Linked DNA regions of Mus musculus: all the other regions are linked to region 1. Evidence: chromatin loops called from intact Hi-C (ENCODE). Cell type or tissue: heart. All regions are shown on one strand. Each heading gives the region's core, and the rest is flanking DNA. Links, peaks and the distances in the headings are about the cores only.

What was found. Hi-C counts contacts between places; a loop is a spot of excess contacts. Peaks named below come from ENCODE experiments on the same cell type or tissue, not always from the same donor. Only the 100,000 strongest peaks of a DNase experiment are listed, where the experiment ranks them.
Region 2: it touches region 1 in a loop (2.2-fold over the local background); 10 of 42 quality-filtered maps call a loop at or near these places.
Region 3: it touches region 1 in a loop (7-fold over the local background); 21 of 42 quality-filtered maps call a loop at or near these places.

Annotation. Positions count from the first base shown.
Region 1 is chr9:114,883,768-114,893,777 of GRCm38, reverse strand. No RefSeq gene overlaps it. Among named protein-coding and RNA genes, the nearest start is that of Gm30448, 35 kb to the right of the region's middle. In heart, for the core only: CTCF peaks have their summits at 4,715 (motif pointing right) and 5,854 (motif pointing right); no DNase peak of the experiment used is centred there.
Region 2 is chr9:114,811,356-114,821,365 of GRCm38, reverse strand. All of the region lies in intron 1 of Cmtm8 (CKLF-like MARVEL transmembrane domain containing 8), which reads left to right. Among named protein-coding and RNA genes, the nearest start is that of Gm23889, 22 kb to the left of the region's middle. In heart, for the core only: a CTCF peak has its summit at 5,879 (motif pointing right); no DNase peak of the experiment used is centred there; H3K27ac peaks cover 535 bases.
Region 3 is chr9:114,793,132-114,803,141 of GRCm38, reverse strand. It overlaps Cmtm8 (CKLF-like MARVEL transmembrane domain containing 8), which reads left to right. Exons shown (of 4, transcript NM_027294.2): 2 at 6,928-7,101. Among named protein-coding and RNA genes, the nearest start is that of Cmtm7, 16 kb to the right of the region's middle. In heart, for the core only: no CTCF peak of the experiment used is centred there; a DNase peak (open chromatin) is centred at 5,351; H3K27ac peaks cover 772 bases.

The DNA.
Region 1 (10,010 bases), core at 3,026-8,025:
AGCCTAGATTCCGGTAGGCCCTCCGGAGACCCGGAGGCCATGTGCAATGAGGGCAGAATTTCATACAACTAGTTGGGAACTGTGTGTGAATCCTCGCGTGAAGAGTCCCATGACCCTCTCTGTCACTTCTTTACATGAGAGATGTGCGAGCAGAGACCAGGAAGTGGAGGGGTAAACGGAGCCCGGTAAATGATGTCCGGGATTCAGACCATGGAGAGCCGCATCGGAGTGCAGAGCTCACTTCATTGTTTATTTACGTGAGCTTAAATATAGCTTCTCAGCCAGCTAGGGTACGTTTATGTATTTAAGGGTAAATCGGGTGCAACTGTGCTGTTTAGCAGAATCTGACTCCCCGGTCCAGTCCAGTCAGTGGGCCTACCCATGAGGCTCTAGAGGAGGGGCCAATCCCCCGTGGAGATTTCCACGAAGACAAGGGAAGCAGCCATCGCTCTAGACTCTTTAAGGAGTCCCAGGAGCCTGTGGCACGTCGTTCTCCACTCTCCGTCCCACTTCTTCGTCCACCAAGTTTATCTCCACATCCCCCCACGGAGAGAATGAAAATGTAACTAACCCAGCTGTGGCGATCTTGTGCCAGCAGGCATAGCTGAACTCATGAAGATGTCAGCTGGTTCAGCTTGGAGGACAGCGTTGTGTAATAACATCTCTCTGCATGCTTTTCCTACCTCCCCGCCCCAAACTTATTTATCATTTTATGTGTATGGGTGTTTTGCCTGTACATATGTCTGTGTGCTACATACATGCCTGGTACCCTTGGGATCCAGAAAAGATCAACAGATCTCTATCACTGGACTTACAGATGCGTTTGTCCTGCCATGTGGGTGCTGGGAATTGAACCTGGATCCTCTGGAGGAGCAGTCTTAACCATTGAGGCATCTCTCCAGTCCCTCGAAAGATTTGTTCCTCGTTTACTTGTGTGTGCATGTATGTGTGTGTCATCTGTCTGTCTGTCCTCTGACCTATCATTGGGACCGCACAGCAATAGCTGTAGTGACTGCCTCAGACAGGAGCAGCCCGCTTTCCCGAGGTGGTTATCTCTATCCCCTCATCACTTACAAACCTTCTCTCCACCTGGCAATCATAGCCGCCCTAGCGCCACAGGTGAAGGAGATTTTCAGAATTAGAGGAGCTGGGACGGTAAATGTCACGTGGTGATGTTTAATCTCAATTCTCAGCTTGATGAGATCAGACTCACTTGAAAGGTGGACTGCCTCTTGCTCACGCTGTAGAGACCCACAACCCTAAAATTATTTTCACTGCTACTTCATAGCTATAATCTTGCTACTGTTGAATCATAATTTAAATATCTGTGTTTTCCGATGACCTTAGATGACCCCTGAGAAAGCGGTCTCGACCCACAGGTTGAGAACCGCTAGCCTAAGAGGACAGAGGGGGCTAAAGAGGGAAGAAAGACAAGGAGGGACAGTGAACTGTGGGGGATGCACTCCGCAGGCAAATACATGTGAATGGAAGCTTAGAAAGTAAACAAGACAAAGCCAAGCGCAGAGAACCCCAGATTTGTATTGATCAGGGGACACCAACTTTGATACGCTCATTTACGGCGCACATGCACATAAAACTAAAATACATACTTTGAAACATCTGCCCTGCCAGGTGAGATGGCACACATCCTTAATCCCAGAATTCTGTTGGATCGCTAGGAGTTGAGGCCAACCTGGTCTAAAGAGTGTGATCCAAGCCAGCCAAGGCTACATAGTGAGACCTTGTCTCAAAACAACTTGAATTTAATTTAAAATACACACATACACAGACACACACACACACACACACACACACACACACGGTTGAGAAATGGCTCATTGGTTAAAAGCACTGGCTGCTTGCTCTCCCAGAGGACCTGGGTTCAATTCCCAGCACCCACATGACGGGTCACTACTGTCTTGACTGCAATTCCAGGCTTCTGCATGCAAGTGTTATATAACATACATTGAGACAAAACATACATGAAATCATTTAAAAATTAAAAAAATAACAAATATAAAATAAAACGGAGAGGGACATATTTGGTTTTTGCATGCCAGTCATTGCTGGCTCAAGCCACACTTTCCGGCTGTGGTGTTACAAGGCGCCTCTAAAGCCCAGCCATGTCCCCCTGACTTTGAGAGCCAGTGACTACGAAGAATCAAAGGCACAGAGGTCACTGAAATCCATACCAGGGAAGGCGCTCTCAGGTGTCCCGTGGCCTCTCGGGTTCCTGCCAGCAGCACCTGCTGACTGGACGCTCACTTGGTCTAGATCTCTCTTATGGGGCCAAGGCATCCAGCTTTATTTTCCAGACGCCGAGTGTTAATTCTCCTGTGTTTGTGGCACCCGCTGACTCCTCAATCTGAGGTCTGTTCCTATTGCCTCAAGCGGGTTCTGTGCAATCCAAGACCCTCGGTTACCTGGCAGCTCACAGCCCTCTCCAGGGGCTGAGCTCTGACCAGTGGCAGCCAGCCAGGCCTTCTCATTGGTAGGCAGCACACTCGACTGTGTGTCCATGCATATGCCTGTCTGTGTGCCTGAGGGGGCAGAGGTTAAGGTCAGTGTCTTCCTCTACCTCTCTGTACCTTGTTTTTCATTTATTATTATTATTATCATTATTATTATTATTGCATGACGTGTTTGTGTGTGATTTGAGATGTTTAGGAGTCGGTCCTCTCCTTCCATGTTGGGCTCCAGGGTTTGAGCTTGGGCTGTCAGGTTTGTGTGGCGATTGCTCTTACCTGCTGGAGCCATCTCCCCAGCCTCTATTTTTAAGACCTGGCATCTCACTGAACCTAGAGCTCTCTGATTGGCTAGGCTGCCTGGCCAGTGAGCACCTGCCTCTCCGTGTAAATAATGTAGGAACAGCCACCAAAGTGGTCCCTACACATGTGCTGGGGCTCTGCCCTCGGGTCCTCATGCTTGCTCAGAAAGCACTTTACCCCCAACCACCTCTCCAGCCCCTGCTTTTAATTTCTGTTAAAGACTCTTGCCTGGGCCGGGGATGTAGCTTAGTTGGTGAAGTGTATCCAGCATGCTTGAAGCCCTCATTCCATCCCCAACACTGCACAAACCCAGCTGTCATGGAGTAATCACAACAATCGGGAGGGAGAGGCTACAGGAGATCCTGTCTCAAAACAAACAGTAATAAATGCCTTTGCTTAGCGTTCTGCCCTCCCTTCTGATCCCATTCAGGTCCGTGTGCTTGCTCATACAAATCACAGACTGCCAGCCTCTGCCACGGGTCCTTGCCTGCTCCTCTACCCTCCCCTCTAATGGCTTTAAACCAGTCCATTCTTCCTAATTAAAACGCTAATAAACAATTCAGTTCTCTCGTCTGATATCCCTGTTTCCTGGAGGTAGGAGTCCACACACCATGGGCTGTGATATTTCCACAGAAGCCTTCCTTCTGTAGCAAGCTTGTCTCCTGTTTAGAACAACTGAACTCAGTTTTTTGGAAGAGCTCTGATCTCTCTACAAACTCTGCATGTTGCTGAGTGGGCTCAGCTGACAAGGACTGGGTATGACTGTGGTCTTCTTCAATCACAACAAACATACTTGCTAAAGAGTTTGTTCTTGGCCGTTTCGACAGTTCAGAGAGCTGACTGCCGCTATATGTTGTGGTTTCTACAACAGCACTTTCTTAGACAAGAGACTCTGTGTGTGTGTGTGTGTGTGTGTGTGTGTGTGTGTGTGTGTGTGTGTGTGAGATCTTTAGTTAATTTGACCATTCTAGGTTTCCATGTCAGCCTGTCCATCTATCTGTCTGTCTTTCCCCTCTCTCCCATCTGCTATGTCAACTCAATTCAAAGCTTCTTACTCCTTCTTTTAAAAACAACAGAGCCGGGCAGTGGTGCTGCAGGCCTTTAATCCCAGCACTTGGGAGGCAGAGGCAGGCAGATTTCTGAGTTCGAGGCCAGCCTGGTCTAGAGAGTGAGTTCCAGGAAAGCCAGGGCTACACAGAGAAACCCCCCCCCCACAAAAAAAAAAAAAAACCTACCACCAACAAAAAACCCCAAAGAACATAAAGTCAACAACAGAAGCAGAGTTTGACATAGCCCAGGCTGGCCCTGAAATCTCTCTATACCCGAGGATGCTAGGATTACAGAACAAAATACCATATCCTGCCTAAGGGGGCAGGGGGTGCACATGCACTCACATGCACACACAGTTTTGATTTATTTATTTTCATTTTACGTGTATGTGTTTGCCTTGAATCGAGAGCCTCTGGAAGAGTAGCCAGTGCTTTTAACTGCTGACCCATCTCTCCAGTCTGATATATCTATATATACTGGTTTTTCAAGCAGAGCTTTTCTGTGTAGCTCTGGCTATCCTGAAAGTCACCCTATAGACTAGGCTGGCCTCAAACTCCCAGTGAGTGCCCTGCCTCTGACTCCTGACTGATGCAATTAAAGATTTAAAGCTATTTTAGATTTATTTATTTTATGTTATGTGTATAAGCATTTTGCCTGCATGTACATATCCACACTGTGTGCACCTAGTGGTGGAGGAGGGCACAAGGGTGTCGCTCCCCGAACTGAAGTTCTAAATGGTTGCCAACCACCATGTGGGTGCTGAGGATAAACCCTGGTCCCCAGCAAGAGCAACGGCTGCTATTATCTCCTGACCACACCTCAAGGGTGAGTATGTTTTAAGATTTATTTCTTTATTATGTATACAGCGATCTGCCTGCATGTATGCCTGCAGGCCAGAAGAGGGCACCAGATCTCATTAGAGATGGTTATGAGCCACCATGTGATCGCTGGGAATGAACTCAGTGCTCTTAACCTCTGAGACATCTCTCAAGGGTGTATTTTTTAAAGCAGCCAATAAATGTAACCAAATTCCTACCAGTCAAATGCAAGCAACCACTTTCCTATCCACATACCTAGCATGGAACTATGGTGGAAAAATAACATTTTGTCCAGTTGATAAGTGAAAGTCGTATCTTAATTTTTTTTATTTTTATTCTTTGGCTTTTTTTGGAGACAGGGTTTCTCTACATAGCTTTGGCCGTCCTGGAACTCACAGGCTGGACTTGAACTCACAGAGATCTGCCTGCCTCTGCCTCCCAAGTGCTGGGATAAAGACATGTGCCACCATCCCCAGCTCATTTTTTTTTTTAAGATTTATTTATTATATGTAAGTACACGGTAGCTATCTGCAGACACTCCAAAGAGGGCGCCAAATCTTGTTACAGATGGTTGTGAGCCACCATGTGGTTGCTGGGATTTGAACTCAGGACCTCCAAAAGAGCAGTCAGTGCTCTTACCTCTGAGTCATCTCTCCAGCCCCCAGCTTGATATTTTAATTTGAATTTAATTATCAGTGAGTTGGAGGTTCAAAGCTAACAGCAACTTGAAATGGGAGAGTTTCTTCCGAGTGAGACATGAGAGCCTTGAAAGGAATTGCTCATCAGATTGAAAACACGCCAGGTCATTAAAGCCAAAGGCCACAGAGTGTCTGAGGTGACTGAAGTCATGGCACAGGTGCTGAAGCCTTTCCGGCCAGCAGCCCTCCTTCCGAGTGACCCACTGTGCTCAGGATGCAGTTGGCTTCAGACGGCACGGTCCCCAAAGCTGCTGATCGGCAGAAACTGTCCCAGATTCTTGCCTTAGTGGCCTAGACTAAATACTCAGAACGTCTGTTTTCCTCCTGTGTAAAAGTTAAAGGAGGCGGGAGATGGTGCAGCCTAAGACTGGTATGTAGACGGAATGTTCATCTCTTTATACGTGTGTCTTTTTGCTTTGCTTGACTTTATAGGTATTTTTAATTAGTCTATCTTTTTATGTGCATGGGTGTTTTGCTTGCATGTATGTCTTGCAAGTATGTGTCCAGTACTCATGCAGGCCAGAAGAGGGCACTGGATCTCCTGGAACTGGAGTTCAAGACAGTCACCATATGGCTGCTAGGAATCAAATCTGGTGGCTTCTAGAAGAACAGCTAGTGCTCATAGTTAGGCTCTGAGCCATCTTTCCAGCCCCTCCTTTTGTTTTGTTCTGGCTGGCTGGTTGCTTGGTTTGGTTTGGTTTTGTTGGTTTTTGTTTGTTTGTTTGTTTTGGTGGGTTGGTTTTTAAGATAGTATCTCACTCTATAAACCTGTCTGGCATAGAACTTATGTACCCCAGGCTGGCCTCAAATTCTCCTGCCCCAGCTTTCTCAGACCTGGAATTAAAGGTGTATGCTACCCTGCCAGGTGGTAAGACCCTGGTTAAAGACACCACACCCTTTGGGTGCAAGGCATTGAGAAATCAAGGTGCACCAGTCTTGGATAGTACATCCCTGCTGGTTAGCATACATAGTGCCAGAAGATGCTATGTAGGCCCCTGGGGGATAGAAAGTTATCAGTGGGTCTTACTCCTCAGTGGACTCTGTAATACAATACCGAACTGTCAGGCAAGATGTACCTACAGGTGCCAAAGCTATTACAGGGCAACCAATTGTTTACTTTTCCTCTACTGTTTTTAGACAGGGTTTTTCTATTTAGTTCTGGTTGTCCTGGAACTCACTATGTAGACCAGGCTGGCCTTAAACTCATAAAGATCCACCTGCCTCAGCCTCCAGAGTGCAGGGAGTAAAGGTGGGTGCCACCACACCCAGCTCCTTTTTATTTGTATTAATTTGAGATTCTATTTGCTTTTGTGTGTCTGAGTGTTTTATGAATGTGTATCCTTGCATCACAAGCATGCAGTGCCCGCGTAATCCAAAGAGAACACTGTATCCCCTGGACCTGAAATTACAGACTGGTGAGGTACCATGTGGGTGTTAGGAATTGAGCCTGGGTCCTCTGGAAGAGCAGCCGGGCTCTTACTTGTCGACACATCTCTCTATCCCCTGCCCCCCCCCATCCTTAAAAAAAAGTAATGATAATAAAATAAAATGAATAAATAACAGTTATGAAGGCTAGGCATGGGGGCACACAGCTTTAATTCCAGCACTCAAGAGGCAGAGGCAGATGGGTCTGTGAGCTTGAGGTCAGCCTGGTCCACAAAGCTCTGAGGATGTGGAGGCAGGAAAAGGGGGGTTCCAGGTTACTTAGATACAAACTTAGAGCAAGTTTGAATACAGCCTGGGCTACAGGAGACCATGTCTTAAGAATGAAACAAAATGAATACACAAATAAAGACATGAGATTTGAATTAGGAAATCTAGAATGCACACGGGGGCAGGACAGCAGTCTGTAAATCATCTTTGCTCTGTCTGTGCAGTACTCTTTCACCCTTCCCTCTCAGCCTCTGCTCCTCCCACCGCTGGCCTGCGATACATTGTAACTCGTCCAGCAGAGCCTAAGCTTCCTCAGGAGTGGCTGTCAGGCTCGGCTCCTTTTTCTCACAATGGTCCAATCAGCTGGAGGAGGAGCCAACACAAACTGGAAGGCTGGTGGGGGGGGGGGGGGCACAATGGCAGCTCTCACACCTGTGCACACATCTGGATCACCTAACAGGTTTTTGTTTTTAAAGCGCTCACAAGAAGCTGGGTCTCTCCTCAACAGTGGCTGGTTTTAGGATTTGGGAATGAGCAGGAGTTTTACTTGTGACAACTTGTGCCGTCTTCCCTCTCACAGGTAGGGTCACCTGCAGCTTGCTGCCTGTGGCGTCCTGGGAATGGCCAGCAGGTGTGGGCAGCCAGCTTGCCCAGGGAGTATCAGTTACCAGCCAGGGAAAGGAAAACAGGCTTTTCTTGTTCTTGGTTTTGAGTGTGCACTGTTGTTTGTCTTTTCCACAAACCTCAAAGAATCTGCAAGTTAGAAGAGACCTTGGCAGAGAGACCTGACATGCTGCATTCGTCAGCAAATGTGAATGAGACAGCCCATTCACTGGCTTGGCCTCAAAGCCCCAAAGCCCCATAGTGCTCAAGGGAAATCCATTCGTTCAGACAGGGGGCTGGTTACACTACAAAAACTCGTGTATGCACACACACACACACCACATACCAATACATATACACACACCACATACATAACACACACTCTCACATATACCATACATACACCATATACACCGCACCACACTACATATATACACACACCACATACACTCACACACCACGCTCACACATAGATACCACACATTCAACACCACACATACCACATATACTCACACACATAACACACACATTCACACTCCCACATACATCATACACACACCATTCACAGATACTACATCACACACACAGTCACTCATACATACCACACATTCACACACTACATACATACACACCACATATACTCACACACATAATACACACATTCACACTCTCACATACACCATACACACACCATACACTGATACAACATCACACACACAATCACTCATACATACCACACATTCACACACTACACACACACACTGTATACACACACTGTACACACACACAGACACACACACACACACCACAATCCCACTCTGCAGCTATTGATATGTATACTCTGGAGAGTTCTCATGAATGAAATCAAACAGCACTTGTACATGCGTGTAGAAGACAGAGGCAGGCATGGGGTGTCCCTGCTATATTGTAGCCCCACCTCATTCCTTTGAGACAGAATTCTGTTTTAGGGACATTCTCTGAACCTGGGGCTAGGATGGCAGACAGCAAGCCCCAGGGTCCTTCTGTATCTTCCCCCCTCCAGGACTGGGGTTCAGATATGTGCAGCCTTGCCCAGCTTCTTATATGGCTGCTGAGCCATCTCCCCCATCCCTTTTTGTTTTCTTTTGAGACAGGTTATCTCTACATCCCTGGCTAGGTAGATATGAAAACCTGGCTGGCCTCAAACTCCCGCCTGCCTCTGCCTTCCGAGTGCTGGATTAAACCCATGTGCCACCACGCCTAGATGATCGTTTTATTCTATTGGGTCAACCTCCCGCCACCTCTTCATCTCCTTATCTGTTTCCCTTCCAAACTTCTCCCCATCAGTACCCGCCGCAGTACAGAATTCCTTAAGTATAAACTCACCCTATGAGTTTTAGAGAACTGTTTAATGGATGAACATAAGCAAGATACATACAACCGGCATCCGAGTTTTAGCTGCACGGGGAACACTTTGGTTCTCTGGGGTTGCTATGGCTTCTGGTCGTGTGACCCAAGGAGTAACATGATTTAAAGTATGTTTTCCTGATCTGTCCAGATTATTGCCTACCTTTAATCCACTGTTTCTGCCCCCAGACTCCCACAGCCTGTCTTTAACAGCACACTTATCTAGGCCCCTAGCACCAGGCACCACACATAGGTTGTTCTGAGCCCTCTTCTATGTATGATGCTGCAATCGGTGTCCTTCTCCATGTGTGCTCAAGGATCTGGGAGTATTTCTCTGTGGCACACATGTAGTGGAGAGTGCTGGGCTGACAGACACATGTTTGACTTTTCTCAGCATTTTCTTTTTCTTTTTAATGATAGAAACAAACCACCTAAAAGTGAATCTTTGGGAAGACTCGCTTGTTCTCCCCATGTCTGGTGTTGTACCTCAAACTTGACCTTGGCCTCTGTGTGGGTTTGAATAAGAACAGCCCTCATAGGCTAATATGCTTGAATGCTTATGTTTGAAAGTGGCACTACTTGAGAAGGATTAGGAGGTGTGGCCTTGTTGGAGTGGGTGTGGCCTAGTTGGAGGAGGTGTGTCACTAGGGAGGCTAGCTTTGAGGTTTCAAAAGCCCAAGTCAGGCCCAGTGTCATCTCTCCCTTTCTGGGCCATTGGATAAGGATGTAACTCTCAGCTAGTGTTCTAAGGACATGTGTGTTGCCACACTACCACCATGATGACTGTCACTAAACTAAAGCAAATCCTCAATTAAATGAATATATACATATATATATATATATATATATATATATATACATATATATATGTCATTGTATGTATGCATGTATATGTGTGTGTGTGTATATGTGTGTGTGTATAATTATATATGGTCTTTCCTCACAGCAATAGAACAGTGACTAAGACAGGGTCCTGTCAGGTCTTGCACGTTAGAGCTGGGTCTCTAAGTCACCTTCATTGAGGACAGTTTTGT
Region 2 (10,010 bases), core at 3,399-8,398, 73 kb after region 1:
TCGAACTCAGAAATCCTCCTGCGTCTGCCTCCTCCTGCGTCTGCCTCCCGAGTGCTGGGATTAAAGGCATGTGCCATCACAGCCCTGCTAAAGTTTATTTTTAAAAAGAAAAATCCGCAAATGTGATAAAATGACTAAACCTCTTTCTTGAAAGACTATGTGTGTTCAACGCTGCGTGTACCATTGGGCTGAGCTCCTTCTTCTACTGAGAGCCACAAAGGAAAACTAACAGCATTTCCCCTAGATAAGCAGCAAGTGGGAGGTTTTAGAGAGCCTCAGCATCGAGAACACACTCCTGAAAAGAGATTTAAGCTAAATGGTAGAGGGACTAAAGAGGGTCCCAGCACTGTCAGGAGGGTGCCCGGCAGGTCCCACCCACAAGTCCATTCAGCTTGATCCGATGCCCTCTTGGATTCCACAGGGTCTTTTGTTTGGTTGTTTGGTTGGTTGGTTGGTTTGGTTTGTTTGGTTTTTCGAAACAGGGTTTCTCTGTATAGCCCTAACTGTCCAGGAACTCACTCTGTAGACCAGGCTGGCCTCGAACTCAGAAATCCGCCTGCCTCTGCCTCCCAAGTGCTGGGATTAAAGGCGTGCACCACCACTGTCTGGCCCGTGAGGTCTCTAGTTACTTTTCTATTGCTATGAAGAGACATTAACATATGGAAGAAAACATTTCTTAGAGCTCACAGTTCTAGGGAGTTAGACTCTGTGGCCATTATGGCCATGACGGTGGGGAGCATGGTGGCAGGCAGGCAGGCACTGGAGCAGTAGCTGAGAGCTTACATCTGACCACATCAGGAGGCAGAGAGAGGAGACAATGGGGATGGCTTTGGCTCTTGAAACCCCAAAGCCCGCCCACCCCCAGTAACATATCTCCTCCAATCAGGCGACATCGCCCAATCCTTCCAAAGCAGTTCTACCAACTATAGACCAAGTGCTAATATATGAGCTTATGGGGGCCATTCTTATTCAAGCTACCACGCATGGGTGCTGGCTCGCGCGCGCACACACATACACACACACACACACACACACACGCTTTAAAAAATAAAGCATAAGCCAATTCCATTTCTGTACAAGAGTAGTAAGCAATTTCAAAATATAAGTTTAGAAACCTACAATATCTATGATGTTTATGGAACAAAGGTGTGAAATGTCGTTGAAATACAACATTTTATTTTATTTTATTTTATTTATTTATTTTTTGAGACAGGGTTTCTCTGTATAGCCCTGGCTGTCCTGGAACTCACTCTGTAGACCAGGCTGGCCTCGAACTCAGAAATCCGCCTGCCTCTGCCTCCCAAGTGCTGGGATTAAAGGCGTGTGCCACCACTGCCCGGCGAAATACAACATTTTAAATGAGGAGAATGATAAATGCCGGGCCCAGATGGAGATTGCTAATACTGTAAAAAAGTCAGTTCCAGTCCCACAAAGTGGCTCGGCATGTCACTGTGCTTGCTACCAAGTCTGACGATCTGAGTTCTATCCTCAAATCTACAAGGTGGAAGGACAGGACAGAATCTTAGCAAGTTGCCCTCTGAACCTCCATAGAAGCGATGTCTACCCATCCTACTAACTAACTAACCAGCCAACTAACTAAAACAATGTAAGAACAGATGTCTATTCTCTGACAAACAAAGCCATTTAAAATAATTACAGTCCAGCTGGATGGTGGTGGCACAAACCTTTAATCCCAGCACTCAGGGGCCAAAGGAATGTGGATCTCTGTGAGTTCGAGACCAGCCTGGTCTACAGAGTGAGTTCCAGGACAGCCAGAGCTACACAAAGAAATCCTATCCCCCCAAACACAAAACAAATAGACGAACAGATAAAGAAATACAGTCCACATCCTACCAGTTCTGTATGGGGATACATGGTGTGTGTGTGTGTGTGTGTGTGTGTGTGTGCGCACGCGTGCGCGTGCGCGTGTGTGTGTGTTTAGGTGGGATAGGTTGTTTGATAGGTTAAATGTGAAGGCCAGCTATGGATGACTGGTGTTGGAAGGCAAGCCTTCAGAGCCAACACACCTTGCTGGTGTTTCCCAATCTATGGTCTGTGTTTGCATTTTCAAGGATTATTAACAACAAATTTCTTATATTAGTTTAATGCTGTAAGCAAATTCTGGACATCTGAATTGGCCTGCAGCCTGCCATTATTTCAGAGCAGGCACCTGTGTTTGTGTTTACAGTCACCTTGGTAGTGAACTGTAGTGCTTTGCCATGGGCTCGTGACATTGGAACAAAGACTGATTATCTAAGTACCCAGCTAGGCCATGGGTAGGTCAGTCATGCCACAGACCAAAAAGGGCTGGCAGTGGGCAGCTGTGCTAGCAGTGGGAGAATGGCATAAGCAATGGGAGTCGGCGTTTTGGGGGTTGCTAGATGACATGGGCATTGTTTGGATAAACCTAAAGGACTCTGCCTGGCTGTTAGCAGTAGCATCTTTGCCTTGTACATAACGGTTTAGCGTCATAAAAGTAAGTAAAGTTGTTGGTTTGAAATTCGTTGGCTTACGGTTTTGTGTCTAATTTGAAATTTTGATTCTATATGTATGTGTGTGAATGAGTGTATGTGTGTAAGTGTGTTTGTGTGAGCATGTGTTTGAGTGTTTGTGTGTGCAAATGAGTGAGCGTATGCATGTGTGTGTTTGAATGTCTGTGTGTGTGTGTGTTTGTTGTGTGATTGTGTGTTTGTATGTGTGTGTGTATTTGTTGTGTGATTGTGTGTTTGTATGTGTGTGTTTGTTGTGTGATTGTGTGTTTGTATGTGTGTGTAAGTGTGTGTGAGCGTGTGTTTGAATGTTTATGTGTGCAAATGAGTGAGTGTGTATGCATGTGTTTGTGTGTATTTGAATGTCTGTGTGTGTGTGTTTGTTGTCTGATTATGTGTTTGTATGTGTGTGAGTGTGTGTGTGTGTGTGTGTATTTCCTTGTGAGGGTCAGAGATTGACACAGGGACATACATCTTCTTCATTGCTTTTCTGCCTTGTATTTCCCCAGATTTTTTTATTTTATTTTATTTTATTTTATTTTATTTTTTTTGGTCTGACAGTTTCATACATTTAGTGAGTAGAGTTTAGCCATTTTTGCCCCCATGTCTTTTGGAACCCCCTCCTTCTCCCACTGTCACTCCTCTGTTGTTTTTTTTTTTTTAACCTTCTTTTTGTGTGTGGCAGCTGACCTACCCTATCTCCTGAAATAGGATCTCTGCTGAACCTGGAGGTCCCCGTTTTGATTCAGCTGGCTGGTTAGGGAGTTCCATTCTAAGAGTCCACCTCTCTCTATGCCCTGATGCTAGGGTGCAGGCACCTGATGCTGCACCCAACCTTTTTAATGTGGGTGCTAGGGATCTAACCCAGGTCCCTGTGCTTAGAGAACAAGCATGCTGCCCACTGAGCCACCTTCCTGGTCCCCTACTTTTAGACTCTTTTTTTCTTCTGGATGTTCCAAAACTCAGCCATACTGTGGGCTGCTTTAAGAATTGTTTTGAACCAAATGTGGCCGCACATGCCTTGAATCCCAGTACTCCAGAGGCAGAGGCAGAGGCAGAAGGGTATCTGTGAATCTGAGGCCAGCCTTGTCTACATATCAAGTTCCAGGTCGGCCAGAGCTACGCAGAGAGAGCCTAATTCAAAACAATACAAATGAGTTGCTTTGACTTTAGGCCCATGAAGTAATCATTCATGATTGAGCAGTACTGAAAGAGACTGTCAGGTTTGTCCCTGATCCTAGCTCTTCCTACATGTATCCAGATGAGGAAAAGGAGCCAAGAGAGAAGCACACGGTGAGGTTCTACATAGTTGGATACACAACACAGGCTCCTGAATTCTACTAGAGACCCTCACCTGTGTTCCACATTACCACTGTGTTGTGTGTCTTTCCCAAATTAAACTCAGTTTTCAAATAGGCCTTGACTAGTTAATGTGTCACATGTCAAATGATCAAAGCATGATAAAAACGCGTGGTAACTGCCCCCACTTCTATTAACCCTGCACCACACACATGATGTGAGAGGCTTTATTGATCCGTCTATATGTGGGCTGGATAAGCCTCAGATGAGGCTTTCTTGCACATTGGGGGGCACCTAACAGTATTCCTGAACTCCACATATCAGATGTCAGTAGCACACCCCCGACGAGTCATGACAGTAAGAAGCTCGTCCAGGCATTACCAAAGGCCCCAGTGGGGGCAAAGTCACCTCCAGTTGAGAAATCCTTTATGCAAATAGAAACACATGTGACCGTCTGATTTTATTTTCAGCCCTGCCTATAATGGAAAAACAACAGCCTATACACACATCTTTTTTATTTATCATATGCACAGGGTGTGTGTGTGTGTGTGTGTGTGTGTGTGTGTGTGTGTGTGTGTATATTTCACAAACTACTTTTAAAGGTTTGTTTATTTATTTTATGTATATGAGTATACTGTCACTGTCTTCAGACACACCAGAAGAGGGCATCTGATTCCCATTATAGATGGGTTGCGAGCCACCATGTGGTTGTTGGGAATTGAACTAAGGACCTCTGGAAGAGCAGTCAGTGCTCTTAACCACTGAGCCATTTCTCCAGCCTCCCACAAACTACTTAATATATGAAAATAATATATCAAAATATATTTTGTTCATTTTTTGTTTTTTTGTTGTTGTTTGTTTTGTTTTGTTTTGTTTTGTTTTTCTCTGTGTAGCCTGGAACTCACTCTGTAGACCAGGCTGGTCTCAAACTCAGAAATCCGCCTGCCTCTGCCTCCCAAGTGCTGGGATCAAAGGCATGCGCCACCATGCCCGGTTTATATTTTGTTCTTATGTGAGTGGGTCTCCTGTTCTCTCTGGACCATATACCCTTCTTCTGTGCTTCAAATAACACACAGGAAGTCCCTCCCATCAGACTTCTCCAGCAGTCTGTCATATATGCCAATTTTACTTCCCAGAGTTGGGCTGATCGTTCATCCCTTCTATGAGTAGACCGGTCTCTCTGACCTAGCGGTACATCTGTAAAGCATGAACACTGCCAGACTGCAGATGGGTAGTCAGTGCGTACAACAAGCCATGCGTACTTCACGTGGCCATCCAGATCTTGGTTTTCTGTTTGCTTGTTTGTTTAAGTTTTATTTATCTGGTGATTTTCTGTGTATGGGTGTTTACCTACAGGTATGTCTGGTGGCCACAGAGGTAGAAGAGAGCACTGTGTCTCCTGGGACTGGAGTTATAGATGAACTGTGAACTGCCATGTGCGTGCTGGGTATTCTTAACCACTGAGTCAACTCTCCAGCCCTGTAATTTAGATCTGAAGTGCCCCCCATAGAATCATGTGATAACTGTCTAGTCCTCAGATTCGCTCTGTTGGGGCATGGCCGAGCCTTTAGGAAGTGGGTCCTGCAGGAAGTCTTTAAGTCATTGGTGGCCTAGTGGATTTGGAAGTCTGTTCCCCTCTTCCGCTCTGTTTTGACTCCCAGCTATAAGGCGAATGATTTTCTTCTTGTGTGTACATTTGTCCTGATGTCTCGCCTCCTCACAGTCCCGTGGTCTCGGGTAGTTGTCACTGTACAGACTGCTGGCTAGCAGACATGTCAGATGTGGCTATGTCCACTGGGAAAAAATCATCTGGGACCCGTTGTCCTGTGTTGGGTTTGGGCTTCTCTTTTCCAGTCCCATGACAGTCTGCTTCTGGAAAATCTTGCCTGCCAGCCTGAAAGGCTGTGTGAGTGCTGACCTCCGGTATTCTCTGGTGCCTTGGAAAAGGTGCCTGTGTAAATGTTGGTGTTCTTACCAGAGCCAGAGGGATCAGGGTTGGGGCCTCCTGCCCTTGCTACACAGACTTAGTTGGGAAAGACAACCTCAAACAAAGCAAGGTCAGGTGGTTCAGAGGGTGACAGTACTTAGCCTGGCCAATAGAGGGCACTAGAGTCCTCCTCCCCAATGTCCATACTGTAATTATTTTAATAAGTGGTTCTAAACACTTTTCCCCACAGCTCCCGCCTCGTGTGTTTTTGTGCTTTTTCTGGCCGATTTATGAGCAAAACACTGAACAAGGAAGACAAACCTTCCTAAGAAAAAGATAGATGATGATGATGAGTGTGTGTGTGTATGTGTGTGTGTGTGTGTATCCGTGGAGGCCAGACAGGGTGACAAGTGTCCCGCCATACCACTGTCCCCTTAATTCCTTTGAGCCTCCTGTTTCTGTCCCCCTTCCCCAGTCTCTGTGCGGCACTTAGAGACATGCCCACAGCCACAGCTGGCTTTTTATGTGGGAGCTCTGAGGATTTGAACCTTCTTCCACTCTTCCCACTGAGCCATCTCCCCAGAGCCCCATCCTTACCCTTTTTGACCAGGCCATTCTCATCGTTGAATCAGCTTCTGTGACCTTGTAGACACAGTGAGAGCTGCCCCGCTCCTCCCCCCAGAGGATGTGTGGTGGGTGTCAGCCCCTTTCACCTCTGGGGTGAGCATTCTGGCTGGCCTGCCTGTTGGAATCCCAGCAGTGACCTCATAGCACAACCATTGAAAAGAAAAAAGAAAATAGTGTTTCTTCTGCTGTTCCCTCGCCTGCCTTGAGGACTTGGCTATTGGCTTGTGGTCGTCAAACGGGGAAGCCCTTACACCTCAGGGGCACTTGGCAGTTAAAAGTAAGACCTTGTATGTGAAATGGTACAGTGTGTGTAGGGGAAGGATTTGGAAAATGCCTTGGGAATTAATTCAGATGAGAGTGCACATACCTATAACTCTAGCACTTGGAAGGCAGAGGCAGAAGGGTCAGGAGCTCCAGGCCAGCCTCATTTACTTAGAGTCTGAGGTCAGGCGGAGCCTCAGAGTGAGACTCTATTTTTAAAAAAATCAAGTGAACTGACTGACGAGAAACTTGAGGGTGGAGGTGATGCGGGAGGCTTGTCTCTTCTAGCAGGTTGGGAGGTGATGCGGGGGATTAATTCCTCCAGCAGGGTGGGAGGTGATGCAGGATACTGACTCCTCAGGTAGGTTGCGTGGTCATTAACAGCTCACAGAATTCCAGCCCAAGTCCTGTAATCTAGCCAAAATGGTTGTATATGTGTGTAAAGATCTAATGTAGAGATGCTGGGCTGGGAGAGATGGCTTGACCGTTACGAGCACTGGCTGCCCTTCCAGAGGACCCTGGTTCAGGTCCCAGCACCCACATGGCAGCTGGCAACCATCTGTAACAGCAGTTCCAGGGCTGCATAAATGAGGGGCACAGACTCGAGTGCAGGTAAGACATCCATATGTATAAAACAAGAATAAATCTTTTAAAATTACAAAGCAAAACACACATAAAAAACATGTGTGGCTGGAGAGATGGCTCAGCGATTAAGAGTACTGGCTCTTCTTCCAGAGGTCCTGAGTTCTATCCCCAGCAACCACATGGTGTCTCAGAAACCATCCGTAATGAGATCTGATGCCCTCTTCTAGTATGTCTAAATACTGCTACAGTATATTTTCATATAATAATAATTTTTTTAAAAAATGTAATTTTTTCTGAAGTATTTTCAGTCTCTTAAAAAAAAAAAAAAAAAAAAAAAAGCCGGGTGTGGTGGCGCATGCCTTTAATCCCAGTGCTCGGGAGGCAGAGGCAGGTGGATTTCTGAGTTCAAGGCCAGCCTAGTCTACAGAAATAGTTCTAGGGCAGCCAGGGTTACACAGAGAAACTGTCACAAAACAAAACAAAATTCCTTTTTCTTTTAGTGAACCTGGTATTCCCTCCATTCAACTTCTGTTAATTAAATTAAAGGTGTCCTAGCCAAGTGTAGGCGCTTGGGAAGTTGTGGCAAGAAACTTAAGAGCTGAGGTTAACCTGGGCCTCAGATCAGCAGAGTGGCTCATGCTTTAATCCCAGCACTATGTAGACCAGGATAGCCCCGAACTCAAAGACCCTCCTGCCCTCTGGCTTGGCATGGCTGGTAGTCATGGCTTCCTGGGGAGTGGAGACCTCTCCTAGTGAGATTTTTCAATATTCTCTTGAGAGCATTAGTGCTAAAAATTTGCAAGCTTTTCTTCAATGTGTGCTTAGGGCTCGTTTAGTGTGTGCATAAACATTTTGAGATCCCCAGTGTCTTAGTCAGGGTTTCTATTCCTGCACAATCATCATGACCAAGAAGCAAGTTGGGGAGGAAAGGGTTTATTCAGCTTACACTTCCACATTGCTGTTGATCACCAAAGGATGTCAGGACTGGAACTTAAGCAGGTCAGGAAGCAGGAGCTGATGCAGAGGCCATGGAGGGATGTTCTTTACTGGCTTGCTTCCCCTGGCTCGCTCAGCCTGCTCTCTTATAGAATCAAGACAACCAGCTCAGAAATGGTCCCACCCACAAGGGGCCTTTCTCCCTTGATCACTAATTCAGAAAATGTCTTACAGCTGGATCTCATGGAGGCATTTCCTCAACTGAAGCTCCTTTCTCTGTGATAACCCCAGCTGTGTCAAGTTGACACAAAACTAGCCAGTACATCCAGTGCAGCCAGGCTTCAGTATCAGTGTAGTGTGGCATCAGAGTTGATGTATGTCTGGTGGGCCTGACCTGACACATGTCTCAGTTGTGTTTCTGTGTCTAAATACAACATAGCCAAGGACTTAGCCTCAGATTTGAGACAAGAAACATCATTTATCTGGGGCTTATTCTTTGTTCCCGCGAGGTGGTACATTTCGGAACCTCCTGGTTTGGTTAGATTGCCGCAGCATCGAATGTGTATATAGTTGTTTGTTCTCCCTCACCTTCAGTTTTGGTTGGCTGAGTTTTGGCTTTGCAGTGCACCTGTGAGGTAAGTCTTCTGCCACTGAGCTACGCTCCCAGGTCGCCAATGTTTTCGAAATTGGAAACCTAAACAACCCTTGAGAAAATGGAAAAAAACAATACAAAGTCCTTTATGTAATTGTTTTGTTGGAGACAGAGACTCCCTATGTGCCCCAGGCTGCCTGGTTGGTCTGGCCTGGCTACCTTCCTCTGCCTCCTGAAGGCGTGCTCCTCAGTTAATGTACTCTCTATCCCTTTCTGTGAAAATGTGGGTTATTTTAAATTTCCATAGATTTTTTTTTACACTTATTTGTGCGTGTGAGTGTGTGTGTGTGTGTGTGTGTGTGCATGTGTAGCCTAGGCATGGCTTTGGAAGTTGGCGGACAAAGTGATGAAGTCAGTTCTCGCCTACCATGTAAATCCCAAGGGTCAAACTCAGGTCACCTGACTTAGCCACAAGCACTTTTGCCCACTGAGTCATCTCACTGAGCCTTGCTTCCTTTTTTGTTTAATAACAGAGAGTTGCAGGCACCTAGTCCTTCCTCCCTAAGCAGCTTTGGGTACATCTCCCAAGAACCAGGGTGCTCTGTGAAGGGACTGAAGGAGCTAACATCCCGGACACCCACAGTGAGGCCCAGATCGCCCTTCACACTTTTCTTCTCAGCCTTTTGTCTGAGGCTGAATCAACTCCAGTGTCCTGTGTCTTGAATATCTGGATCACTTCAGGCAAAAGACTTTACCTGATAGAGAAATAAGTCAAGATGTTTTTAGAGAGGCTGTGTTGAGGCTTCTGTTATTCGGCTTAGCAAAACTATAGCATGTGCTACACTGTGTGTCTGGTGGGATTCACATTACATGGCATATGATAATAGATTATCCCAAATTAGTATTGCAAACTCGGTCACATAGGGTCTTATGACAAGGACTTAATAAAGTCCATGGGGTTCTACATGATCCTATGAATGACGTGCGTGCATGCGTCCGTCCGTGCATGCATGCATGCGTGTGTGTGCGTGCGTGAATGCGTGTGCATGCATATGAGTGCATGTGGAGACTGGAGGACAACTTCATCAAGTGTTGTTCCCCTGGAGCCATACACCTCGCCTTTTCAATCGAACCTCACCACATCCGAATGCTTACGTAGGTGCCGAGGATCAAAGTCGGGCCTTTTGAGAGGCAACCGCTCCTCTTACTAAGATATTTCCACCGCTCCCATGAGTGACTTTTCTTTACAGCTTCCCCCCACCCCCCCAAGGACCCATCATCCCCTGATGATCTA
Region 3 (10,010 bases), core at 2,378-7,377, 90 kb after region 1:
TGATGAGGAGGGAGTGTTGTGCTTTATAAAAAGATAAGGAGAGAGGGGATGTGTTTGGATGTGAAGTCAGGTGTCAGGAGGGTACCTCCTGAGGCCCATGCTGAGGCATCCCTTCCCCCTGAGGGACCAGCCACACAAAGGTATAGTATAGAATAGAGTTTATTGAGGGCATGGGGAGGGGAGTTGAGAGGGTAGTAGAGATAGAGAAAGATGGGGGGAGGGACTGGCAGAGAGGCCAGTCATGAGCAGGTGGAGAGAGGGAAGATGGAGGGGAGAGCAAGAAGGCAAGAGAGCAGGAGAGCAGAGGGGGCAAGCAGCCCCTTTTATAGTGAGTCAGGCATACCTGGCTGTTGCCAGGTAACTGTGGGGTAGAGCTTAAAAAGGGGGGGGGTGTCTTTGTCTTTTTCTTTTTCTTTTTTTTTTTTTTTTTTTTGGCTGATGTCCTGAGTCCACTGAAGGAAGCCAAGACAGGAACTCCTAGCAGAGAAGAGTCAGGAGCTGATGCAGAGGTTATGGAGGGGTGCTGCTTTTTGGCTTGCTCCTTACAGCTTGCTTAGCCTGCTTTCTTATAGCCTCTAGGACCACCAGCCCCACCCACCACCAGCTTCAGTCAAGTTGACATAAAGGGAGTCAGCACAGCCTCCAAGCAGACAGATGTGAGCCCTCTCCCTGTAGCTGGGCCAGTCAGTGAGTCCAGACTGCATGGGTTCCCTGGCAAGACTGTGACATGGCCAGCTCAGAATGACTGGCTTGGAACCATCTCTCGGAAACACAGGCAAGCCAGCCAGGACTGGTGTGGGAGCTGGCTGGCAGGGCCTAATCCCTGGCCTCTGAGGCCATGTCATACAGAAGTTGTCCTTCCAAGGATCCTGCCCATTTGATTTCATGAGTGAATATTCCTCCCTACCCAGACATTGCCAAGAAATGAGTTTTGATTTGTTTGTTTGTTCTTGGTTTAGGGGTGGGGTTGTTTTGTTGCGGTTATTTTATTTTCATGTGGAGTTTTTGTTTGGTTTGGGTTGATTGGTGTTTTGATAGTTTGTTTTTGAGGCAAGGTCTGACTGTGTAGGTCTGGCTGGCCTGGAATTCACTGTGTAGACCAGGCTAGCCTTAAACTCCCAGAGTTCTGCCTGCCTGTTTCCCAAGTGCTGGGATAAGAAGGTGGGCACCACTATGCCTGACCTGCCAGGAGATTTTTAAGATGTGCCGACTAATACACGCCACAGCCAGGATGCATTTCCGAAAATACATCTAGCCCCATCTCTGCCAATTCAGTGAGTAACCCTGGAATCCCTTCCCAGAGCTGCCCCCAACGGCGCGCTCTCTTCCGTCTCTCTCTCTCTCTCTCTCTCTCTCTCTCTCTCTCTCTCTCTCTCTCTCTCTCTCTCTCTCTCTCTCCTGCTTCGTCTCCCACTGCCAGCCCAGGCGTTGCCAGCGTCCTCAACGCTGATACCTGGAATTCAGACACTCCATGCATGAACATCAGCCTGTCTTGCCATGAACCTGCTTCCTTGACCCCTTGCGGGCTGTGCGGCCGCTTTAGTTTTCCGCTCGCCCCATCTCCCAGGCGACACCGCACCCTGTCAAGGACAGGGGGCTGCATTGTCTTGCGTGTATGCTTTGGCCTGGCTCGGGGTCACTGGTTGTCTTGGTGTCTGCTAACCTTCCTGACCTGCACTCTCGGCAGCTAGAAGAGTGAATGGACACAGCTTTTCACAGCTGTGCTGACTATAGATGGAATCTGGGGAAGGACGTTAAAGCTCGCTCGGAGACAAGGTCATAGAGCCATGAGACATCCAGGGGATTTCTCTGTGTTCTCTGGTGAATCTGTCTCTTCCCCGTGGCCTTGCAAGTCTGTTTTAATTAAGAGCAGTCGGATGGCATCTTTTAGGGAGGAAGAAAGGGCTTGCTTCAAATGTGTGCCCCACCTAGATTTAGAAGCTACATAGTTCGTGTGTTTTAAAACATTATTTTGGAAGGAAATTGTCTGTCTATTCAGGGCATCCCAGTCCCTTGCATGGTTTCAATGCCACATTTTGTAGAAATAGACAATAAAAAAAAAAAAAAAACAAAAACTCGAAATTCATGTGGAATCTAGAAACAAAAAACAAAAAACAAAAAACCATACATGGAAGATGTGGACCTGTGGATCCTGCCAAAAGGCTCTGGGGCAGAAAGATCTTCAGACCTATGCTTGGAGGCCTGCCCACTCTCAGGAGTTCCTTCTTACTTTCCTTCCTTAATGAATCTATGTTCTGCTCCGGCCCTGCCCTGATTGCCTTGATGCTCTTGGGCACAAGACAATGGACTTGGGCGCTGCCACTGGCTGCAGATGGCTTTGGAGACCACTGGTGGTTCTGCACTCCAGTCACACTCCTCCCCTCTCCTCCCCAGTTAGCCTCATCCAGAGCCCAGAAAGACTGTGGGAAAAGACCCCCATCCTTTCTCAAAGAACCCAGATCAGTGTGAGAGCGACATCTCATGCAGGGGCTAATGGAGCAGGGGCTGAGCACAGCAGTGGGAGCCAGTGGCTCTCCACAGGACAGGAGATGCTTTTCGGCATTATTTTACTTGAGCTTCTTATGAATATATATATGTATATAGTCATAAGAATATATATGTGTATATATATATATACCCTTAAGCATGTGTGTTTGTGGTGGGGTATATGTGTATGAGTATGTGTGTTTGTGTGCCTGTGTGTGGGAATATGTGTATGTGTGTGGGTGTATGTATATGTGTATGCGTGTTGGCATATGTGCGCTCACATGTATATGAGTACAGATGCCTTTGAGGGCCAGAGGTATCAAATTCCCCTGAAGCTACCAGCTGTTGCGAGCCTCTCAGTGTGGGCACTGGGAATTGAACTCAGGTCTTCTGCAAGCTCAATACATGCTCTTAACCACTGAGCCTTTTCTTCAGCCCCAAGCTGAGGGCTTCTTATCCTCCTGCCTCCACTTCCGATATAACTAGAGTTACAGATGTGCCCACCACCACATTTGTTTTCTGTGGAGTGAGGGATCAAACCTTGGACTTCACACCTTGGCTAGAGATGTGCTCTACCAGCCGAGGTTAGTCCTCAGCCCTCATTCCTTCTGTGAGCCCGTGTCTCTCTTTCTTCCTTTAGCCCTTTCCTTTTCCCTCACCTTCTCCGTTGTTGTTGTTGTTGAAACACTTTATTCAGAGGCTCGGGGAAGGTCAGAGAAGAAAACACCACCCACAGAGGGGAAATGCTGAGTCAGCTAGAGCCGAGCTTCAGGTTGGCATCAAAATGCTTCACCCAGGTTTAACACTCAGAGCCAGCCTTGGAGCATCAGGAAATCAGGGCAGAGTCCTCACCACAGGATCCTTTGTTCTTGCAGACCTTCTGGTTTGTCTGAGGCCTTGCCCTTTGGTGACCCGCACGGGAGCAGAGCATCCCTCACTGACTGACAGCACTTGCTGTGATGGATGCATGTTCTTTGGGAGATCTGAGAGCTGGGTCATTAGTGTCGGCGCTGCACAGTCTTATGTCAGCTTGACACAAGCTAAAGTCATCTGAGAGGAGAAAACCGTGGAGAACTGGCCTCCATAAGACCAGGATGTATGAAGGCCTGGAAGGCAGTTTCTTAATTAGTGATTGGTGGGGGAGGGCTCAGCCTGTTGTGGGTGGCTTCATCCCTGGGATGGTGGTCTCGGGTTCTCTAAGAGAGCAGACTGAACAAGCCATGGGAGCAAGCCAAGTAAACAGCATCCCTCCACAGCCTGTGCCTCAGCTCCTGCTTCCAGGTTCTTGCCCTGTTCTAATTCCTGTCCTGAGTTCCTTTTTCGATGGGTTACAATGTAGAAGGGTGTTCAATAAACCCTTTCCTCTTAAGCTTGCTTTCTGGCCATGGTGTTTCATTGTAGCAGTAGAAACCTTAACTGAGTCAGAGTCTAAGCTCACACACTCAAGCCCCTGAGGTGTGAACTGTTCAATGGGAAAGGAGAAAGGAAAAAAATCGAGGGAGGGAAGAAGAAAGGGGAAGGGTCGGGGAGTGAGTGAGGGGCTAGTCCCTTGAGCTGCCTGAGCACAGGGAATGTGACCCCCTTGCCCTGCCTCTTCCCAGCATTGCTGAATGACAGGTCTAGATGGAATCTGCATGTCTGTGTTCTTAGCTGACGTTGGACCTCCCTGCCTGGGACCACACACTTGGAGAGCCTGGCTAATTGCAGCCTGCCAGCCAAATCTAGCCTACCCTGTTTGTAAATAAAGTTCCCACAAAACGTGGCCACACTACAGTAGCAAAATGAATGGTTGGGACCGAGACCGTATGGGATTCAAAGCCCACGACATTCACCATGCAGCCATGACCAAAAAGTGTGTGCCAACTTCTCTGCATCACTTCATTCTCTGGAGCACCGTGGTGCTAATTCCAGGCACAGGCCCCTGACCCTCTCTTTTACCACCAAGGACTCCATGAGTTCTTCCTGCCAACGTGCAGTTTGGGCAGAGCATTTGGTTATGTTTCATGGACGGAATAAACATGAGACCGCTAACCTCTGCAGAGTTCCATGGAACTTGGTATACTGGTAACGTTATTCTCTGTGGTCTCACCACTCACCAAAGATTGGGTACAGACAAAAGGCCATATGCGGATCTGCTTTAGTGAGGCAGTGAGTCTATCGGGGTTCCTTACAGGAGCTCGGAGAATTCAAAAGCAGCTGTGTCCATGGTGACGGGTCACAGATGCTGCCTAAAGTCAGTCTTTAGACATATTTTAACACCCACCTTGTATGCAGAGTCCTGTCGCACTGCCTGCTGGGAATAACAGAGTCCCATGGTCCAGCCTCCATATAGATCTTTGTTTGATCATGAAATGTCAGAATAACTAAGTCCCAAGTTCTTAGCACCACTGTGGCTAGGGGACAGACGTCCTCATGACACCCCCTCAGAGTAGGAACAAGAGCCATATGGTTTGAAGTCTGCCTTCATCAGGCAAATTTGATTCTCCCCATCTCGGAGCCAGACCCCTAAATCCTACACCTCTATTTCCTCACTTCCAAGACCGGAAACAGAGAGCCCATGTGCCTTGTTAGAGATGCCACCAAGGCCCCAGGCCCCTGGGTGCATTCACTAGTGGCTCTGCTGTAGCTCTTGAAGCACACCTCAGTAAAATCTCTGCGAGAACATCACACAGAGTCCAAGGACATGGGGATTAAGTCTTTGCATCAGTCCATCCTTTTCTCAGGCAATATGTGGCAACCGATGCTAACAGTGGAAGTCAAGTCCTTCCACCACCTCTGTTTCACACTGGGCAGACAGCCCACCCTGGTCTGCCCTGGTTCCGCTGGCCTGGTCATCCATCAGCAGTATGCGGGTGCCCCCTAGTGGATAAATGGAGGTGGTGGCCGAGCATGCTGACAGACTCTGAGAGACAGAAGAGATAAAGGGCTGGCTGGAAGAGAGTCCCTGAGTCTGAAGGGGACAACTGAGCAGATGTGGGGAGGCAGCAGGTTGGAGTCAATGTGGATCCCAGGAGGAAATGCACTTTTCTTTCTCTTACGGTCTCCAGCATCATGTGGTAATAACCTGCTTTGTTTGAAAAGACAAAACCCCAAGTGTGCACGTGCATATGTGCGTGCCTGCGTACGTATTTTCTGAAGCAGAGAGTGTGGGGTGTGAAGTGGGAGCTGGCAGACATTTTCTGTGAATGTGACTATTTTAGGCTTCATGCCTGAGGCTGTCTTTTAAGCATGACATCACAGGTAAGGGGCAAGGCAAAGAGCAGGGCTGTGTCTGTCTGCTGCATGAAACAGGTCGTGTGAGCTGGGGTTGTGGCTCCATTAGTAAAGTACCTGTCTCACAAACATGGGGACCTGAGTTCCATCCCCAGTGTTCACACAAAAAGAAACAGGCATGTGCAGGAGGCAGAGACAGGAGGTCAGAAGTGACAAACCCGGGGTCCCCGTGAGAGACCCTGAATGGCTCCTGAGGAACAACACCTAGAATTGACTTCTGGTCTTCACACATCCCACCACCACCATTAATATCATCATCATCATCATCTGATTCAGGCCATGAGCTGTATCTAGTCACAGTCATCGTTGGTCAGACCTGAATAGTGTGTCTAACACATGACAGGTTTAATGACGCTGTGCCTCTCTCCTATCTGTGACCTAAGTGCCCAGCATCACACACAATTGAGAGTAGGTGCTCAGGGAGCACGTTGCTAACCCAGATGGCTCTGATTGACCTCTGTAACATAACAGCTTCACCGCAGAATTTCCCAGAATGCACTGAGTGACAAAAGGCGTGCTCTCCAAATTGGCCATTTAAAGCATCACAGCAGATCGGAGCTAGCTGCCGTCCCTGCTTTCTTTTCTAATCTATCTCTGTCTAAAATAACCCAGGCTGTGATGTGAAAGGCCAGGAGGCCAAACTACTTTGTTTAGCACAAAGAAAGCTACCACAGAAGGGGGGAGGCTGGCCTGGGTGACACTACACCACAGCCAAAGCCCCACGTTTTCCAGGGGCTGCCTCTTGGGATATGATGCACAGGCTGACTGCTGCACAGCTTAGAGATGTGGTGAAAGGATTTGTACGGGGGGGGGGGGTGGGGTGGCGGAGGGGGAGAGCGGGTCGTGGCTGGAAAGATGGCTCAAGGGTTAAGAGCACTGACTGCTCTTCCAGAGGTCCTGAGTTCATTTCCCAGCAACCACATGGTGGCTCACAACCATCTGTAATGGGATCTGGTGCTCTCTTCTGGTGTGCTACAGTGTAATCATAAAAATAAATAAATCTTTTTTAAAATGTTTTTATTATGTATATTGGGGATATGTCTACATGGGTGGGCATGTGTGTATAATATGTACAGGTTGTGTGGGGCATTGTGACTAATGACTTCCTCTGTATCTCACTCTCTCTCTTTCCGCCCCCCTCTCTGCACCACCTCTGCTACTCTGCAGGTCTTGGGACTGCTGGTGTGGACTCTCATCGCTGGCACTGAGTATTTTAGAGTCCCTGCTTTTGGCTGGGTAATGTTTGTGGCTGTCTTCTACTGGGTCCTCACCGTCTTCTTCCTCATTGTCTACATCACCCTGACTTACACCAGGATTCCCCAGGTGCCCTGGACCACAGTGGTAAGGACACCTCGGGGTGGCACCTGCCCGGGGCTGTGAGGTGGGACAGCAGGTGTCTCAGGGGCGGCACCTGCCTGGGGCCGTGAGGTGGGACAGCAGGTGTCTCTTCTTGTGGATTTGGGGTCACCTCTGCTCACGTGGGGCAGGCCAGTGCTGGAGAAGCCAGCAGCAGTAGGTGGTCCCTGCTTACCCGATGGCCTGAGAGTGAAGCCAGCACACCTAGGAATGAACAAGGTTCCCAGACAAACTGAGTCAAGGAAAGCTGGATTCTGTCACGATACTCAGTGTCACCTGCAAACAGGTGGGTCAGGGCAACAGTGTCTCCTGATTTCCTTCCTTCTTTCTATGTGCACGACTAAAGAAAAAGGATCCAGGCTGTTAAAACAAACACGTGGCAGGCGTCTGGGTGAAACCGGAGTGTGGGAAGCTTTGGTCTCTATGTCCTGTTGCAAAGAAAACACACAGTGTGGTAGATGGGTCCGGAGTAGAGCAGGGCAAGGCACCTGCCTGCCATGTTCCTGGTCTTGTATTTAAACCCCAGCACCACAGAAACACAGATGAGTAAAGTGAGTGTCTTCCCACTTGGAAACAAGAATAGTTAAGGGGTTTGGATTCTTGTCCTGGCTCCAGAGAGCACGCCATCCACAGGTTAGACAACAGTGATCACACAGTCTTCTGGCAAGAGTGTGCAGTCTTGCTAGGGAGTTGGAAGTGCCCTATCGGTTGAGAGAGCACTTACCTGGCATACACAAAGCACCGCATACATAGGCATGGTGGCTCACATCTATAATGTCAGCACTGGGAAGTAGAAGCAGGAGAATCAGAAAGTCAAAATCGTTTTCAGCTGCATATAGAGTTGGAGATCAGTCTACAATATACTAGGCCTTGTTTCAGACAGACAGACAGACACATAGACAAACAGACACATAGATATGGTGGCACATGCCTATAATTCTAGCAATTTCTCGGAACATGGGAAATGGAAGCAAGAAGACCTCAAGTTTGAAGCCAAGCTGGCCGAACAGTGGGTTCAAGGTCATCAAGGTCATCACTTAAAATGATAATAAAATTTTTTAAAAGTGGTACTACATGGATAAAACAGAACTCAAAAGGCATACCGATTTACTATGTTTGTTTCCAACACACACACACACACACACACACACACACACACACACATCTGGCTCCGCACTTTGAAGGCCATCCTCTTTGAGAGCTGTGGTCCGAGGGCTTTCATACACTGCCTTCATTGTTCAAAGTGTCCCTGCCCCTCTTCCTTCTGAGCTGCCTCTAGAGTTCAAGTAAACCCAACCAGAGGCAAGTCTCCTTTCACTTTCAAAACAGATTAACTTGTGGTTGTTTCCCCACACCCCAAAGCGAAGAATCTCCATTGGCATTTTCAGACATCTGGATCTGGGTCTGAAAGTGATCCCAAGCAAGTGCTTGTGACCAGGAGCACACAGAGGGCCCCGGGAGTCAGTGTCCTGATTCCCCTAGGACACTAGGAAGGGCAGACTCATTTGGATGTTGGATTCAAAAATAGCTGATTCTTTCATAAAATAGCAGCTGTGACAACCTAGTGAAAGAGGACAAAGAAGTGATGGAGGTGGGTCTGGGCATGTAGCTCAGTGGGTGGGGTCTTTGCCTAGTGTGCATGAAGCCCTGGGTCCGATCCCCCATAAAAACCGTGTGTGCACACCTGCAATCCCAGCCTTCAGGAGGTAAAGGCTAAAGGGTTCTCAGATAAATAATGAGTTGGAAGCCAACCTGGGCTACGTGAGATTTAATGTCAAAATGAAAATTGATGAATATACATAAAGGAAAGGAAAGCCATTGTCCCTTCCAGTAGCTGAATGTCCGTTAGTCCTTGCTGGCCAGAGCTGGTGACTTTGGAGAAGTGAATGTCTGCAGGTCAGCCAGCTCTGTCTGCCACATCCTTCCCCCCACCCTCTCAGCAGCCACCAGGGCTGGGGCCCCGCTCCCTCTCCCTCAGTGACATGCCTTTCCTAGCCTCCTGCCCCTAGGTCAGCCTTATACCCGAAGGTTGCTCCTGCTATAGAAGACATGGCATGCCCAGTCCCTGGCTCGTGCCTTTGACACTGGGAGAATTCTTTTTTTTTTTTTTTTTTTTTTTTTTTTTTTTTTTGGTTTTTTTCAAGACAGGGTTTCTCTGTGTAGCCCTGGCTGTCCTAGAACTCACTCTGTAGGCCAGGCTAGACTCGAACTCAGAAATCCGCCTGCCTCTGCCTCCCGAGTGCTGGAGTTAAAGGCGTGGGCCACCACGTCCGGTGGGAGAATTCTTGATCCCTTAGCTGAGGTGCACCTGTGCCCAGGGATACCTCTTAGCCCCACAGAGAACAGAAAGACCCTGGAGATGACCAGTGTTCCTGAGCTGGAAGGAGGCAGCCAGACTGGTTCTAACTGCTTCAGCTCATTCGTTCCATGAAAGAGGAATAAATCCCCAAGTTACTTGATTTGGGTCATGTGTCTCAAGGAGGACTGTTGGTCATCTCAGGAGTTTACTGTCTGCAGAGCTGCGGTTCCTGCTGATATCTGAGGTAGCCTCTAAGGGGCCTTTTTGTCTTCAGAAGTGGACAGGGAGTGGAGAATCAGGTCACACCTCTGATCCCCACATCCAGGAGGCTGAGGCAGGATGGCCTCCGGTTCTAGGCTAGCCTGAGCTACAGAGGGAAACTTGAATACCAAAACCCAAGGACAACTAGATGGCTCAGCAGGAGAGGTGCTCACCTCCAAGACTGATGCCCAGAGTTTGATCCCTGGGTTCCATATGGTGGAATGGGGCGGGGGGGGGGGGCGGGGGGCAGGGGGGGCGGGGGGGAGGGGGGTGGTACCAAGTCCCAAAAGTTCTCCTCTGATCTTTACTTGATCCCATACCCTGGTACAAGCAT